3 separate regions of the Mus musculus genome follow, and regions 2 and 3 are each linked to region 1. A link is a contact called in ENCODE POLR2A ChIA-PET data. All regions are on one chromosome and are shown on one strand. The core of a region is the stretch at or near the end of the contact, and the rest is flanking DNA. Distances in the headings are between cores, read along the strand shown.

Region 1 (4,410 bases), core at 1,911-4,410:
GAGGGGCTGGGGAGAGGGCAGAGGTCTGTGCAGAAGGAAGAGTGTAAGAGCAGAGCCCTGTAAAATAGCACTGCTGGGTTTGGGAACAGGGTCCTGCGGTCAAAACTGATCACCGCAGGAATCCAGTAGCAGGGCAGGCAACAGGCTCTGAGGGCCACCAAAAGAGCTGACAGACGGACAGACAGACAGACAGACAGACAGCATTTGCTCAGACTCACCTTTAGAAGTCCTGTGTTGATAAGGTGGGCCAGGTGGAGTGAAGACAAGGGTTTCAGTAGGAAGCTATACCTGACTGACAGTGTAGTACAGAAAACTGGGAGATTAGCTATGTGAGGTTGTGGCCTGTCTGGAAGGAAGGAGCAGCCCTGAGATTTGAGGGGTAATGGGCCTAGGTAGGATGTGATGGTAAAGAAGGGAGCCAAGGATGACTGTGTTCTACCAGGCAAGCTGAGCATGGAGGGGGAGGATGAGGCTTGGGATTGAGATGGTTCTGGGAAAGCCCTGGGGGAGCCCAGTGGACACTGGAATTGGGGTTTGAAGCTCAGGAGGGAGGTCAGACCAATTCTGAGTCAGGGTCAAACTTCAAGGATTCTGTTGTCATGGTGAAAGGGACCCACTGTAGACCTAGAGGCAGGCAGAGGGGCCATTCTTGTGCAAGTTCCTACAACTCTGGGAAATTGGTTTTCTTTCATCACGTCTGTTTCTCCCACTGTAAAAGGTAGATGGCTTATGCTTGTGGTGAAGGTCACACCGGATGGTGCATGAGGAAGCTCAAGGACGGTTAGCTGCTGCCTGGAACTCTTCACGGCTGAAGGTTGTGATGGCTGGAGTGGCCCAGGATAGGCAGCCTGAGAAGGGAGAAGCCTGGGACAGCTGGGACCGTGAGCAAGAAAGGGTGTTCTCTCTCTCCTGGGGCTTGGGGTATAGCCAGTTGGTGGAGTGTTTGCCTAGCATACTCGGTGCCCAGGGTTTGATCTCCAGCATCACATAAAACACAACTATAATCTAGCTTTTGGGAAGGAAGTGGAAGTAGGAAGATGAGAAGTTTCAGGCCACTCTCAGCTACACAGCAAGTTTGAGGCCAGGCTGGGCTGCATGAGACCCTGTCTCTAAACAACAACAACAACTTTAAATTAATAAAATAGTGTTCTCTCAGTTTATTACTGAGCCAACTGATGACTAAAGACTGTAGTTCAAAATCTTTTAAAAATAAATTCTCACCTCTTCTATTGAAATACAGTCAATAGCTTAGTTTTAGAAGCAGGCCAAATGAAATGTACTCTCTGCACTTTTAGATGAACGGAGCCACACTCTAAGCACCACAGGGTAGGTTTCCAAGGGATGTGGCAACCTCCACTGAGAGAGGAGCTTTCTGGTAATCAGCTGTGTGACTTTGAAGAGCCACCAGCTCCCTCTGAGCCTGCACTAAGCTCTCTGTAATGTTGACTCTCTGGCTAGATGGAAATCTAGCACGAAAGCCTGTTTCCAAGTACTTGGTTGGACTTGAGAGAGCAATGAGGGCTCTGGTTGTAAGGGATGTCTGTACGCCAGCAGAGAAGGTTCCATCCGCAGCAGGCCCAGAGCCTACACAGTCAGGGCTGGAGGTAGGGCAGAACAAAGGTGCTCTGTCCAGGAGTTGGGGGCCTGGGTTCTGTTCCTAACTGGTTCTGAGAGTTCATGGGTGGTCCCAAGCTCCGTGACTACAACGGACACCTGCGCTAGTGGGTACCCTCATGTTTACAATAGGTTGGGGAAGAGAGGAGTTGAACAACTTCTCATAATGAATGAGATGTCTTTTTTAAAAAGACAAGTTAGTAGATTTCTGTTAACCTTGGTTTCTTCCACAAAACAGGGTTCTGAATGTGTATCTCAGGGTCTATGAGAGTAAATATGCTAAAGTAGCATCTATTATGCTATATAACACACACACACTATACATACACAAATACATATACTGGGGCATAAAGAGATATTCAGAGCACAGCACGGGTCATTGGGGAAGGGGATAAAATGAGAACAGAAGGGAACATGAGTCTCCTACGTACATACCCAGTTCCACAATGGCTGCTAGGCCAGTGGCTTCCAAATGGCCAGTGAAAGAAGAAAATAAAACCCACTTGAGGCCATCCTTTCTGGCTTAAAATTTGTCAGTGGCTTACTTAACTATAGCAGATGCCTTCATCCTCACGGGCTCTTTCTCTCTCAAAGCCCCTCATACAGATCCTCATTCTCTGGATCATGGAGAACTGAAGGAGAGCTCTTCCCTGCTGAGACAACTGTTTCTCTGCTCAATTCACCCAACCTTTTTCTTAGGGAGCTTCCTGTGGTCCAAGGTGGGCTGGCCAGCATCACTCTGTGGAAGCGTCCTGTGGGGTTCATCTCCTTTCAAACTGTGGGTCCTCCATCTCTCCAGCCTCTGCTTCCTCTCACCCATCATGCTCCACGCAGAAGACAGAACCCCATCCTGCATGCTGAAGAGGCAGGGTGTGAGGACTAGATCTGAGAGCTTGCTGTCTGGAGATCTGTTGCCCCCCCCCCCTAGTCAACATTACAGAGAGCTTAGCGCAGGCTCAGAGGGAGCTGGTGGCTCTTCAAAGTCACACAGCTGATTACCAGAAAGGTTCTCTCTCTCAGTGGAGGTTGCCACATCCCTTGGAACCCCCCCCCCCCACAATGCATCTTCATAGAGGACACAGCACCCAGTAGCAGCTAGGTGTTGGATTGAGTAAATGGTGACCCAAGAGAAACCAAAATGGCGGCTACTAAGGCAGGGCTCCCTGGGGAAAACCTCTGGCGAGGTAGAAGACAAGGTGGGAATTCACTGATGAGAAAAACAGTGAGCTCTAGGTCAATTACTGACAATTTACCTAGGGCAGATGAGGAGATGTTGTCTAATTGCGGCTTCACATAACACTCATAAAAACTAGTGATATTGTTGGAAGCAAGTTGAGCCCTGAAAAGAGAAAGCTGAAGGTGGCACAGATCTGTGACATCCAGACACATTCTCCGGGGGAAAGGTTACAAAGTTACTGGGCTAGTGACTAGTCATGAGTCATCCCCAGAGTAAACAGATAACAGGCAAGAAGGTTACATGGTGACAATTCAGAGACCGCTGAACTGTGAAGATTATGTGGGGCCTCTCAGGCTAAGCACTTTCAGAATGTCGGGAAGCCATGGTAACCCTCACAAACATTCCACAGGCAGTGATTGTGACCGCCAGTCTCTCTTCCCCCACTCCCAGTTTGGAATGTACTTTGAAACAGTGGGACCATGTTTTCTTCTTAACTCCTCCCATCATCTGTTCCAGAATCTTCAACAACTACCTCCTTGAATTCACAGGATTACCTGGGATTTAGGAAGTCATGGTATGCTTCATGATGAAACTCTGAATTGGAGGTCATCTAAAAAGAGTTATTCCCTTGTGGCTACATCTCCAAGTCTGTTAAAGGCTAATCCCAAGCCTACATGAAAAGAGATTTATAGTACAGAAAACTGTGCATTTAACTCCCCACTCCATAACTATGGCGTTCTTACCCACAGACCCAATCAACCAATACAACAGAATGTATTTGGACAAAGCATTGCAGCCACGGTGAACATGTATAATTTTTTGGGGGGGTCATGATCCCATAAACCATGAAGTACAACAACAGAATAGTATTTGCACTGTGTGAAGCTTGATAGGGTCTAGAGACCCTTTAGCACATGTGAGAAGATGTAATGAATCATAAGAAAACACTAAGCCATTTTATGTAAGAGACTTAAGCAGCTATGGACTCTGCTATCTACTAGAGCAGGGGTTCCTGGAACTAATCTCCAGGAAGGTGCGGGATAATTAAACTGCACATGAGTCAGGATTGGAAAATGCTTGGTTAGGAAATTCTTAGAGCCTCCCAGCTATGTTCACGAAAATGTATCATGGTGCCTTTCTTTGGGCTGGCTCAGATGGAGTTCCATTGCGTACCTCTTTATCTTCCTAGAGAAGTGGGGGAGCTGAGTATATGCTTTCAGGGGGACTAAGGAGTATGAGACCCTCTGCATGTCCCAAACATTCACTCCCAAGCCAACCGTTGCTCCTTCTACACGCTTTCTTCATTCACTTTGCTGAGTTCTGATACCCATGTGTCTCCCACAAGCTTCTATTCCATCCGGGACTTGTACCCTTCCAACCTTGTTCACAGAACTCTCGGGCCAAACTTTCTGAAGATCTTATGTGTATCACCCCCAGGTGTGATTCTTAACACACATCTGTATGGTTACCTCCTGGCTCAAGATTTTCATGATCTGACCTAGGCCCATGGTTATGGCCTAGCTTAGTGACATTTGTCCTCCCGCAAGTATCTTAGGCTCTCGGCAGGACACACACCCCGCCAAGTCCTTTCTCATTTCCATCTTACTACACCCACACTT
Region 2 (4,111 bases), core at 100-2,599, 270 kb after region 1:
ATCTAATCTCCACCCTTATGACTCACCTCTTAAAGGTTCCATTATTCTCCAATATCACCGTACTGAGTCCCAGGATCCCAGTATATGAGCTGGCAAGGGACAAGCTATGTCAAATAATAGCGGATAGGAAACCGAATATTTCCTTAGAGAGAAAAGACAGCACAGTAAATCATTTGTCCAAGGGTGCCATAAAAGGTAATGAAGATGACAATTCTGGGGACCCTCCTGTCCATGGGGTAGGTAGACAGGAACAGCAACTCCCCAAGTGCTTTCAATAGGATGGACATGAGTGGCTGTGCTATCCTGGACCAGGGTCAGTGGAGTTGCCCGCTAACTAATAAAGATTTTAGTCCATGTTAACTAAAGCTATAGCTTTAGTTATTTCTCCTTTTAAAAAGACTTCACACAGAGATACGCCCATGTATCCGAGTCTCCGTTCTAATTCAGGATCAAGAAAATATAGTCCTGTGTTACCTTTGAAGTTTTCAGCCTTCATCTTGAGAAAAGTTTTTCCTTAGATCCTAGGTCCTCCCCAGACAGAGAAGGCAGTGTGACTAAGAGCCTGGTGACATCAAGCTGAGACGCAGCATGTCCCCTGTCCCGCACTCTGTGCTATGTCCTAATTCTCTTGCCTCTCTCATGTGCTCATGTGTGGCTAGGTAGGAAAGTGTGTTTGAGGACTGAATAGTGGACTTGGAAGGATGGCACAGTAGTTAAGAGAACTTCCTGCTCTTGTAGGGGACAGGGTTCAGTTCCCAGCACCCACACCTGGTGGCCCACAACTCCCTATAACTCTAGTTTTAGGGGACCTGACACCTTCCTCTTGCCTCCTCTCACACCTACATGTGTGTGGTGCACATAATCTCTCATAGGCACATAGGCATGCACAGGAATCAAACTCAGGGAGTCCTAGTCCTTGGGTTCCCAGATGGCACCCTATTGTTGGAGCTCCAGTAAGCAGGGAACCAGCAGTTCCCCAATGCTGCCTGAGTAGTTTGAAAGGACTAGAGAAATTCATTTCAGAAATGTGAAAGTATAAAACCTGTCTGTATTCTCGCCCAATTTTCTCGTATCTCTGTCTCCCTCACCTAAAGCTGCTCCCATCTCAGAACTAAAAATTATTCATTAACTGAGATCCGTGAAAGGCTCAGTATGAATAACCGAATATGGTAGAATTTTGGACGCTGTGACAGGAAACAGGAAGCTCAATGCGGGGGCTGTGGGGTCTGTCCTTAAGCTTTGGGGCACTTGCCCAATGACTCAGAGACCACACCTGCCCACTCAGCCTACCCACAAGGCCACTGCTGGGTATGACCAGCTCTGCCGGGCCCATGCCAGCCTGCACATACTTCTTCCTCGGCTGGCAGCTACAGGCCAAGGAGGGTATCTCAGAACCAATGTTTCCTGGCTGAAGGCCAATCTTGATCTAGTGCCTAGGAGGTGCAGAAAGGCAGGGACAAAACATAAAACAATCCAGCTTAGGGGCTGGAGGAATGGCTCAATGCTTAAGAGCCTTTCTTGCTTTGGCAGAGGACCTGGGGTCAGTTGCCAGCACCTATTTTAGCCTCAGGGATCACTTTCTTCTGGATTCTGAGTATGCACAGGTTCGAGTGTGTGCACTCCCACACATACACAGGATGAAAAAATAAAAACAGTGTCTTAAATGAGCCAGCATGAGCAGGTGTCACTCTGCGGATTCAGACTCCATCCCATCTCCTGTAAGGGAAGTATCCCTTTATTCCCATTCAATAACGAGTTATTGAGGGGCAAGTTGGCTCTGCAGGAAAAGGAGCTGGCCACCAAATCTGACAACATGAGTTCAATCCCCAGGATCCACATGGTAGAAGCAAACTCCTTCTGTCTGGCTTCCACATGTGGTTATGGCACACACACACACACACACACACACACACACACACACACAGGATTGCAGGCACACACAGAGGACACTACACACACACTCATAGACAACACTATGCACAGATTCATATATATACACACACACAATGAACTATAAAATGTAAAAACAATGAAAATAAAAACAGGGTTTTTGTTGTTGTTTTTTGTTTGTTTGTTTGTTTGTTTTTTCTGAGACAGGGTTTCTCTGTGTAGCCTTGGCTGCCCTGGAACTCACTTTGTAGACCAGGCTGGCCTCGAACTCAGAAATCCGCCTGCCTCTGCTTCCCAAGTGCTGGGATTAAAGGCATGTGCCAACACTGTCTGGCTTATAAAAACAGTTTTTAATGCACATACTTTACTTATACAAAAATACCAAGAAAAAGGTTACAAACATAATTCTAATAATGTATATCAAAAATGTATAACAGCAGCATAAGGTGATCATACTACAATGGAATATAGGAAGATAAAACTCCAGGTTCTTGGAATAATTGTATGCATGTGCATAATAGCTAGTCTTGGAGCCATGTTTGAGGTATCCAAGAGGGAAGAGCATTCTGAGGTCCTGAGAATTGAAATAGGGGAAGAGTGGCGAGTATAAGTTTTTACTAACTTTTAGTAGAAAATTTCAATTTTCCACTACGGATATACACAGCAGGCCACAGAAGTATTAACAGCGTCCTTGGCTGCCACCAACAGAGAGAAGACTATCTAAACACTATATTCTTGCAGGATTAAGCACACATGTTCTTACCATGACATGAACCTGTTTAGTGCTTACAGTCTAGAGAGCGAATGTGGTTGGGCTTATTTTCTTTGTAACCCTATGCATTTTCTCTGGCACATTTGAATGCAATATTCTGAGAAGGAACCCACAGGCTTCAGCAGACAGCTCAGGAGGCTAAGGGCTTCTAGAATGGAAGCCACCTGTCTGTTTGGTGATACCCAGAAAGCCTTATTGCTGAGCTGGTGTGTAACATTAAGAGGCAAAAAGTGTTCTCTGATTAACTCGTTCGTTTCTTGAACATAATAACAACAGACGAGCCCCCTGGATGGAGTCCCGGAAACTGAACATTTGAAGGCCAGTCATCTCCAAAGTGACTTTTCTCTGCATGCCAGCATGAGTCAGAGAGGATGCTTAAAGTACTCCAGAGACAGAGGACTTGAAACATAGAAGGTATTAATAGAATCCCTCCGACCTTGGGGCTTCAGTTCCTCCCACAGCCTTCCTGGTCACATGTTGGGCATCCCGAGAGGCTGAGCCTGACTGTGTGAGGAAGACTATTGGAGACACTCAGCCGAGTCAGGAGCCCATGTGTTCTGTAGCTGTGACAGGGTCACAGTCCTAAATCCAGTATGAGGGAGTGGAAGGGATTGGTCTGAATTCTTTCTGGGGAAAAAAAAAACAGCTCTGCCATTTGCCACCTGTCCAAAAGTTTGCAGAAGTCCCCTGCAGAGTTTATGTTAATCCCAGGAGTATCACCTTGTTGTTTCACAAGAAAAGTTACCAAGCTTTGCAAATGGCACAGGGTCAAATCAACCAGCTCTTTTGGGAATCTCATGGACCCACGTCCTCTTCTCTGAGATCCATGCATCCCATTTCTCTCCGACTAGTGAGTTAGCTTTCTGCCACAGATGGCAAGTAGTTTCCCACTGGGGTATATCACCGGATCACATGACATCTTCACGTTTTCAGAGCAGGAAAAGGAATGTCATTTTTGCTTCTCACAGGCCACAGAAATTTATTAGCCCTTGAATTCCATGTTCATATTTGGTATGGCTTAAGGTAGGAATATGTTGAGAGTGATCAAGCAATCTGAGAGTTATTCATGTAAAATGACCCAACTGTCCAGCAACAGAGACGAACAAGGATGATTTGTAGTTCTGCATTCTGTAAGGGTCTCCTGAACAGTAACGAGTCTGAACTACTGCTACCTGCAAGAACACGGACCAGTCTCACGGGTAGAAGACTGAGGGAACCAGAGAGAAGAAAATATAAAGATTTCTATTTATGCGGAGATCAGCCACAGGCAAAGCAGGCCTCACCGTTAGAAGGCAGAGCTGGGACTACCCGGGCACAGGAACAGTGGTTGAAACAAGACAGGAGGAATATGGAGTGCAAGCAATAATTCTAGTTCTTTTTTTTAATTTATTTTTTTATTAGATATTTTCTTTATATACATTTCAAATGCTATCCCGAAAGTTCCCTATA
Region 3 (3,928 bases), core at 271-2,770, 360 kb after region 1:
AGGAAAGGTTTTAGAAAGGGTGACTATGTTCTTAAAGGGTCTGATAACTCAAATTAAGGCCAGTGGGGCAAGGGGTAGGGGGGCATAGGGGGAATTCAACATGCCACAGGATAGCTGATACAAATAAAATTGAGACTACTGTAGGAAAAAAGATTTTTACTAATCAACTGAGCAAAGCAGAAAGAGTTTGGCCAAGGGAAATGTGATGGTCAATTGTCAACTTAACCCAAATGTATGATCAATCAGATCAGGGAGGCCTGTGGGCTGTCTGTCTGTGGGAGAATTACCTTGATTACAATTTCAATGATGTAGGAAGACCCAGACCTCTGTGGGCAGCACCACTCCCTAGGAAGGACTTCATTCGTCTATAGTCAAGACCAGAGAGAGCTGAGTTCTACTAGGCTTTTACACACTCATTCCCCTCTGGTCTTGACTGAGGGTGTGATGTGACTAGCTGCTTCAAGTTCCTGCCTTTTTGACTTCCTCAGAATTACAAGTTAACATCAGCTTCTTCTCCTCTAAGTTGTTGATGGTTTTGTTTGTTTGTTTTTTGTTTAAAACAAAAAACAGGGCATTTTATCTCAACAACAGAAATAAAGCTACGAAACAGCTGGTAAGTCCAACCTCTGCAACCCCAGTTGGCCTAGAGTCTATTGACTCTTCTTGCTCAACCGATGGAGCTGGAGTAGACCTTCAGGAACATTCAAACTCTGAATACATATCATATTTTCATTCTAGACAGCATATCGTACCATCAAGCACTTAATAAATGTTCAATAGAGGAATTAGAGTATCAGATAAGTCAGAGACGACACAGAGCATGACTGTCCTTAAGATGCTTTCTGCATGTTGTATGTGTTTCAGGAAGTGAATTATAGGAAATATTAATTGTTGCTTGAGAATCCCAACTGGATATTCCATTACTGACTTAAAGTCAATAATTTTTAAATAGTATGTTGAATATGGTGGTACACGCTTGTGATCCCAACATTCAAGGGCTGAGTGGGAATTACAGTTGGGAGCCTGTCTGAATGGCTAGTACATTCTATATGAATGAATCCCAGATCAGCCTTGACTATGGACTAAGGCTTTTCTCAAATATCACACTCCATTTTTCTTTTAATGTGTTGGGGGTAGGGAGGGGTGGGTGCTAGTCTGATGTGCACCACATGCAAACAGTGTCCTCAGAGGTCAGAAGATGCTGGTGGCTCCTCTACAAGTGGAGGGAAATGCAGTAGTAGATACTGAGAACAGAACCCAGGTCCTCTATAAGAGTAGCAAGCACTTTTAACCCTTGAGCCGTCTCTCCAGCTCCCCACCACCACCCCAGAATATTTTTTGAAACACTCTCCAAACATATTCAACATCTTCTCAAGTGGAATCATTGCTGTATTAAATCAGGTGCCTGGGCATCAGTAAAGCTGAAATTCCTCACCCACACCATTGCATCTTTCTGTCTGATTCCTGAGTAGTTTTTTCTGCATCCTCTCCTGACTCAGCTCAGGCTTCCGTCAGAATTTCTGGTTTATGAGTCAGGAAGCCCAGCACAAGTCAAAAGCTAACTCATACTTGCCAGGCAGAAGGGATGCGAAACCTTCTGGTGCATGGCTTCAAACAGCGGGTTCTGTGCTTTACAAGGCAATGGCCCAAGCAGCATTAGTAAAGCTTTGTTCCCTACCTCTCCTTTTCCTCTGTGCATTGGCTTAGTAATCAGACAGCCCTCTCCACTTAGAAAGGAAGGTTGCCTCCGAAAATTGAAAAGCAAAACCTTCCATTTTTGAAAAAAAAAAATCTGGATTTATCTGACTGTCTCTGAATTTCATCAGAGAAACATGGTGCTGACTGCATAGATGCTCATCTGGACCTATCACACGAGAACCAGGAGTAGGGAACTATATGGTATGGGTTGAGATCATATGTCCATTCTTGTATGGATGGATGGGCCTGGCACTAGAAGATTGATTCCTTTTCAAGAAACACACACACAATGTACACACATACACACACACATATATACAATACACACAAACACACATATACACACACACACATATACCCAGACATACACATATACACATAGAGACACACATGTATATAGACATACACATATACACACACAAACACACATATACACACACACACATATACCCAGACATACACATATACACATAGAGACACACATGTATATAGACATACACATATACACACACAAACACATATGCACACACACACACAAACACACATACACACATATACATACACAGAGACACACACAGACACAGACATATACACACACATATATATACACACACATGTACACAGACACACACATACACACAGAGAGACACACATGTACATAGACACACACATATACACACACAGACACATATGCACACACATACACACAAACACACATACACACACATATACATACACAGAGACACACACAGAGAAATACACAGAGACACAGGAGTACACACATGTACATGCATATGCTGGACATAAACCTATAGGTAGTCTCTATGGTCAGACTCCCTCTGTGACTCTAATGGCCCCGCATCTCCTGTTGTCTCTGTTCATGGTCTTACCCGTAAGGATAGTAATTTTCTTAAATATCAACCACCATTTCCTTTCCCCACTTAAGAGCCTTAGGTATCTCTCATTGGCCCTCAAAACAAAACAAAAAATTCACTCTGGCCCCAGCCTTCCTCTCTTGTCTTCTCACAAGATAGCTAGAGAAAACTCCAGCTAGTCTGCATTGCAGCCTTCTAAACATACAAGATCATGCTTCCAAACTGTATCACATTGTCTCTTTCTCCCTCTCTCCCTCTCTCCCTCTCTCCCTCTCTCCCTCCCACCATGTTACTAATTCCCTCAAAGTCTAATCTCTCTTCTCTAGACAGCCTTGCTGGTATCCTTTAAGGAAGATGTCTCAAACCCCAGCTTATACACGTCTACCTGATCTCATCTGGCTCCTAGAGAAGAGGGACAAAGCCTTACTCAACCGTACTCTCTGTGTTTTTAGTAATGGCCTACAGATAGTGAATGCTTTTTAAACTATCTCAAGAGGGGCTGAAAAGAAGAAATGAAGAAGAAAAGTATATTCTAAGTGAATGTTCTAGTTCCTCCGTCCCTGGTTTGCTCCCTAAATCAACTTGTGCTTCATGGTAAGAATTCCAGGCTTCACCACGGCTGAAAGAGTCATGCAAGGAACACAGGAAGAGGGGACCAAAGGTCACCTTCTTTGGTATGATCTCCCCATGCCAGGGAGAGCTGGCTAGCAGGTGTGTTTGAAGCACTGGGCATAGTGATGTGCTGTGGCTGCCAGGCTCTGGCGTCTTTCCAACTGGGCAATCATGTGGAGCAAAGCAAGTGAATAGGGAACTTGGAAAGGTGACCTGATTCTCTGCCTCGGGCACTTGCAGTCTAGGTCTGAGTATGTTTTAATTAGACCTGGACACAGGAGCCCTCAGTCAGACACAACTGAAGTCCCCAGTGGACTGTTGTGGCCGCTGTTAAGATTTGTCTGAGCCTCTGGTTATCTTGAGAGCCTGACATCACACTGATCATTAAGCAAAGAGCCAAGGAGCAGCTGGACGTTACCATGGCAACCTGCTTGAGTTGCTGCTGGAGCTCGGGTAACAAGAGCATTTTATCATGGGTCATTAAGGGCGAAAGGCTTCATTTACATTATTTCCTGTAAAAATCCTATTATTTCAGGTGTTACACTCCATATCCCCTACATGGCTTTACTAGAAAAAGAAAGAAAGGAAAGGAAAAGAAAACCAGAGATGGGCATTCTTTGACGAAGCAACCGTGTAACAGGCTTTAGGTAAATGGAGCCACATAGTGTTCTGTAGATGAGAAAAGTATTTTGCCACAGGGGGATGGGGTAAAAAGGTGCCCAGTGTTCTCTGAAGGCAGAGAA

The links. ChIA-PET counts read pairs that join two places held with the same protein, here RNA polymerase II (POLR2A).
Region 2: POLR2A ChIA-PET joins it to region 1 with 47 read pairs in Patski. The contact joins the enhancer-like site here to the promoter of 4930444M15Rik in region 1. POLR2A ChIA-PET finds 5 or more read pairs at or near these places in 2 of 5 experiments (Patski and embryonic stem cell).
Region 3: POLR2A ChIA-PET joins it to region 1 with 51 read pairs in Patski. The contact joins the enhancer-like site here to the promoter of 4930444M15Rik in region 1. POLR2A ChIA-PET finds 5 or more read pairs at or near these places in 2 of 5 experiments (Patski and embryonic stem cell).

Annotation. Positions count from the first base shown.
Region 1 is chr14:76,517,695-76,522,104 of GRCm38, forward strand. It overlaps 4930444M15Rik (RIKEN cDNA 4930444M15 gene), which reads right to left and starts at 3,161. Exons shown (of 4, transcript NR_045660.1): 1 at 2,868-3,161; 2 at 2,160-2,471.
Region 2 is chr14:76,786,486-76,790,596 of GRCm38, forward strand. All of the region lies in intron 1 of Gm30246 (a long non-coding RNA gene), which reads left to right. Among named protein-coding and RNA genes, the nearest start is that of Gm30246, 7.8 kb to the left of the region's middle. Within about 2 kb of position 1,350, at least 1 of the 3 ENCODE cell types and tissues checked has a DNase peak (open chromatin) inside an H3K27ac peak, as active enhancers do.
Region 3 is chr14:76,879,508-76,883,435 of GRCm38, forward strand. No RefSeq gene overlaps it. Among named protein-coding and RNA genes, the nearest start is that of Gm30365, 44 kb to the left of the region's middle. Within about 2 kb of position 1,521, at least 1 of the 3 ENCODE cell types and tissues checked has a DNase peak (open chromatin) inside an H3K27ac peak, as active enhancers do.